2 separate regions of the Mus musculus genome follow, and region 1 is linked to region 2. A link is a loop called in an ENCODE intact Hi-C map of the cell type or tissue named here. Cell type or tissue: left cerebral cortex. All regions are shown on one strand.

Region 1 (2,500 bases), 260 kb before region 2:
TTCCCGAGTCATAATTAGCCAATTTGATCTTTAAGTTCACCTCCCCCACCCCTATCTTTACCTATGTAAACCAGTTGGGCCAGATCATAACCTCTTTCTCTATTTTTATCGCTATTAATAATTGCTTTTTAAATTTACTCTGCTACACATAACTTTCGATTTACATATTTTAACGCTGCATAAGAGGACTTGCAGGGAAGTGACAAATAACTGCGGATTGATGAACGTTTGAGTCACAAAAATGGGACAAAAGACTCCACCATTAACATCAAAGGAAGCGTCATTAATCCTACTTCAGGCTGTCATTTTGCATTCATCCCGGGTCCTTTGCACGATTCTAGTCAACTTTCTGGGCGGGAAGAAAGTGGGAAGGAAAGCAAGCTTCGTCCGCCCCGTAGCAGCATCATGAAGCGCCTGGATAGTCCCGGCAGAGTGCTGGACCTGGTTCGGGGGTGCGGGGAGGCGTGGGGAGCGCGGGACGCCTACGCGGCGACCACGTGACCGCCGCGACCGCGCCGGTCCAGGTCGCGCGATCCGCCGTCACATCAGCTTATTGCGCCGGCTGCTGATTGGCCGGCTGCCTGCACATGGGCGGGGCTCTGCTGAGCGGGCGGTGTCTCGGGCGCTCTGGCTCGTACTCTCCGCTGGCTGTAAAGCCGCGGCTGACGGAGCTGCTGGGCCTGGCAGGTAGGTTCCGTGCGCTGGCAGCTGGACAGCCGCGAGTGGGAGGACCCGCGGGCGGTCGCGAGGATCCCCGGGTGCCCGGCGCCGGTACGGCATCCGCCGCACCCGTGTGGCCGTCCCTGCTAAAGCGCAGGTGGCATGGGGGGGTGGGGGTGGGGGTGGGGGTCTGGCCTGGCGGACACCTTGGTCCCCGGGGCCTGCGATGGGGATAAGGTTATATGGGAGCGGGGAAGGACCCTGGCCCGGTAAAGCTGGGTCCCTGCCAGTGCTAGAGGTTGCCTGCCTACTGTGAACCCCACATCCAGGGTGAGGTGGGAAAAGCTGGTGATTTGCTTTGCCACCGGCACTTCCTGGAGAAGGTACCAGGTTGCGAACCAGCGTCCGATTGAGGCCTAGGGAGGGTGGTGGGCCGTCACTCCCTGCCTTTCTGAAGACCATACGCTGTAGCGTGCACACTTTAAGCATCGTTAAGAAGTCACTCATACTGGCATCCCTTCTTATTGCCGAGTAAATTGGGAGGTGGTACAAGTGGAAACAATATCTCGGCGGCAGCGAAGTTATTTGACTATTTTGTGTTAGTTGAGTTTGCATTTTCATTAGTTGTGTTAAAGTGCTTACCTTCTGACCCTTACTGTCTTACGGACTTTTGCATTCATCCTGTAATATAATGAACGTGGAGAACTCAGAATTCCCCATCTGTATTTGTGACTCTAGGGAAGTAATGCTGTGTAGAACTTTTTGTGTAGGCTTTACACATCGACTGCTCCTTACAGAACAAAGCTGTTTAAGGCATTGCGCCTTCACTGTCCTGTTTATTAAGATTATACGCGGACACACGTTATAGACTTGTGAGAATTAGATGGGAGAATCTCTCCATCACTCCTCCAGATGTGTAAAGGCCGGATGAGAGGTACTGCAGAGCATCCAAGAGCTTTGGAGACTGAAGCAGGAGAATGCAAGTTCCAGGCCACATAGCCAAAGGGGGGAGGGGTGGAGTGCTTAAAATAATATGTAGTATTTTTTAAATATATAAATGGCTAGTTATTGTTCCTGTACTTTTTTCAGTTAAGAAAAATATAATAGTTTTAAGTCATTTAAGTATAATAGTGGATTTATATATGTTTACTTATTTATCTGATGCTGGGATAGGAACCAAGGCTTTGGACATACTACACCAAAGGAATATCCCTGAATTATACCCCAGGCCCATTTAATTGATAACCATGTTTTAAAGTCAAAAATTGTGGGTTTTTTTTCTGCCAAAGCAGTATACTATTTAACGTAAACTTACATTTCAAGCAATAATGCCTAATTATCTTAGAGTCCATGAGCTGTCTTTGACTTTAAGGGGTTGCACCTTTACAATTTACATACAATTTGGTATGGCCATGTGGGTGTTTCTCACTGTCTAGCACTTGATGCTGGTTGAATTGCTTTTTTTGAATTGTGAGTGGCATATATGATGGGGAAATGAGCACCTGACATTTAATGTAATTTAAGTTTTTCAGGATGAGAGAAAACATGTGTGGCTCATTCCATAAGCAACAGGCTAAGTTCCTTAGCAAACACCTCCCAGCTGTGGCCGATGCTGCAAACCTCTGGTTTCGGCTGTTTGGGAAGCTGTAGAGGGAGTGTGGCCTGAGTAATGAGCTTCAGGGAGAAGGGCAGGGGTAGGAAAGGTTTTTAATGAAGAAACTGAAAAATCCCAGGGGAAAGCGACCAAAGGATGGAGACGCAGAGCCTTCACGGGAAAAGTGTCGTGTCATGTGGTACAAATATATGAAGCTGTGCTCAGTAGCACTCAAGCTGACTATGG
Region 2 (2,500 bases):
CCTGCTTCTGAAGGGCTGACTGAGGGAGCCCAGAGCCTTGATTCTAACGTTTGCTGTGCAGCCCCCGCCCCCACATTTCTCTGGACTATCTTTGAAATGTCAGAGGACCCCATACCAGTGCACTTCAATATAGTCAGGGGCCCCGGGTTAGAACATGTGCTGCTGTTGCCCTTTGCTTTCTCACCTTGGGCCATTGATGCTTTATCTACAGCCATGCTAGGCCTGGGTGAGAATGGTCCAGCCACCTGGGCCTTCCTTATTGCCTGTCCACCCGCTTCCTCTAGCAGCAGTCAGGAGCCCTTGCAAGAGCAAATGTATACGACTGTTACATTATTGCAAGTGTTGTAGCTTATTAACTCCCCTAAGCAGTGTGGAAAGGCTGCCATCTCTTCAGAAACCCCTTCCATACCCCATATAAATGCTATTTACATGAGCTGATGTTCAAGGCTGTGTCTGACACTGGTCTCCTTGGGCTGGTGCAACAGGGATGTCAACATAGGCTTGGGACACGTTTTTTAATTGGTGATCAATCTTCTACTAACACTTCTACTAACACTCCTTGCTTGTTCTTCCTCAGATTCACATGTTCTACCCTCCCCGACCCCCGGGCCCTCCACGTGTCTGCCCAATTACTTCCACTGCAGCAGCGGGGCCTGTGTGATGGGCACCTGGGTGTGCGACGGCTACAGGGACTGTGCAGATGGCTCTGATGAGGAGGCCTGCCCCTCTCTAGGTGAGTCCTGGCCTTGATGTGCCCAGTTGGCATTTTCTTTCCTGGAGGGGACTCTGGGAGTATTGTGTACCAAGACTGTGTGGCAACCCAAGAGAAGCATCCCAGCTTTTAAACTGCTCTGTGTGTTTCTGGCCAGAAAAGTCCCACTCCCCTGCCTGCCACCCCTGCTTCCCTTACAGTGGGGAATTACAGATGGGGTAATAAGGCAGTGTTTTGTGTGTGTACAAAACTTAGGGGAAAGAATCATTTTTATGCTTGTTGGCTGGCTGGCATTCCCTCTAAAAGAAGGGTGACCACTGCCATCTAGTGGCTGATCACAGAAACAGCGGAAAGGTCTGTACAACCTGATCTTTGAGGTCCACCTTTGAGAAGTCACCTGTCCTGTAGGCAGAACTGGGGTGAGGGGGCCGTGTCTTTCCCTGAACTGCAAGCAGTCCCAAGCTTGCTTTTTGAAAGGAGAATTGACACTTGGTTGGACTGCTTTGCACAGTCCTTTTCAGAGCCCAATCTTAGGTCTGCAGAGATCCTCTTCCTCTGTGCACACCCCAGCACTTCCCTTTTTAAAAGTCACCAGTGGCTTCTTGCTTGGAAAATCAGAGGAGGCCTTACGGTCTAGTGGTGGAAGATGCTGTGACTGCTAAACAAATATCTTAACTTAGGCAGTCATTTTTAACTGGTGGGTTGCTAATTCGTTTTTTAAATTTTGGTTTTTAAAAATCGTAAGTGTATATTCATTGTACAAGATAGTGGGTTTTATTATGATATTCCCATATATGTTTACCATGTGTCTTGGTCACAGCCACCTACATTATTTCTCAACTTGTCACCTTGCCCCTTCTCCCTGTGGTCTTGTAGAAGATCAATTTTTTTAAAAATCCCCCTTATGTGTATGTCAGCGTGTGTGTGTGTATGTGTGTGTGTGTGTGTGTGTGTGTGTGTGTGTGTGTGTGTGTGTGTGTACTCATACCTGTTCACATGTGTGGAGGTCAGAAGACCACCACATCTTTGGTCCTTGCATCCCATCTTGTTTGGGACAGCCAGGGTCTATTGCTGTGTATAGATGCATATGCCAATCTAGCCGACACTTGGGGACTGGGGACTCTCTGTCTTCATCTCATCCTAGGAACCCTGGGATTACTGCAAGGCAAGCACTTTATCCACTGAGCTATCCTCCCAGGCCAGGAGAGCAGTTCCCAACACCCAGCCTTTCCTCTTTCCTTCCTCTTCATTCTTCTTTTCTCCCCCTACCTCTCCCCAGCCCTCTCCTCTGCTCTCCACCGCCCCTTCTCTTCTCTTTGCTCTTCTGCCTCTCCCATTGCTCTGTTCCTATCACCTCTCTTCCTTAGTTACTTTTTAGAGTGAGGCTCTCACTGTGTATCCAGGCTAGCCTCGGAGCGTGTTGTAGCACAGCCTGCAGAGACCGTGTTGGGTGGCTCCTATGCTGCGGTGGCTGAGAACGCCGTAGGAGCATCTCGGCGTGCTTTGTTCAGGCCGTGTTCCTGTGCTTCTTACCCGTTGCTCCTGATGCTCCTGTACGGTTGTCTTTGTGAGGCTGACCACCACTATGTCTCCATGTTTCTCCTTTCTCTTCTTCTCTCTCGTGGTTAATATAGAAAGTTCCTGGGAGAGAATACGTGGAGAGAGATCTGGGGACTGACACGTTTGAAACTGTTTTTGCCCTGTCTTCAGGTTTGATTGATCTGAGCTGGATTTAGGAGACTAGCTTGTCAATTGCTTTGCTTTAGAATTGGAAGGCCTCTGCGGTTG

What was found. Hi-C counts contacts between places; a loop is a spot of excess contacts. Peaks named below come from ENCODE experiments on the same cell type or tissue, not always from the same donor. Only the 100,000 strongest peaks of a DNase experiment are listed, where the experiment ranks them.
Region 1: it touches region 2 in a loop (2.6-fold over the local background); 15 of 42 quality-filtered maps call a loop at or near these places.

What each region holds. Positions count from the first base shown.
Region 1 is chr9:42,262,393-42,264,892 of GRCm38, reverse strand. Sc5d (sterol-C5-desaturase) reads left to right here and starts at 593. Exons shown (of 6, transcript NM_172769.2): 1 at 593-687. In left cerebral cortex, no CTCF peak of the experiment used is centred here; DNase peaks (open chromatin) are centred at 582, 1,063 and 1,341; H3K4me3 peaks cover 1,811 bases; H3K27ac peaks cover 1,296 bases.
Region 2 is chr9:41,998,477-42,000,976 of GRCm38, reverse strand. It overlaps Sorl1 (sortilin-related receptor, LDLR class A repeats-containing), which reads left to right. Exons shown (of 48, transcript NM_011436.4): 31 at 578-733. Among named protein-coding and RNA genes, the nearest start is that of Gm16214, 23 kb to the left of the region's middle. In left cerebral cortex, a CTCF peak has its summit at 1,068 (motif pointing left); a DNase peak (open chromatin) is centred at 1,071.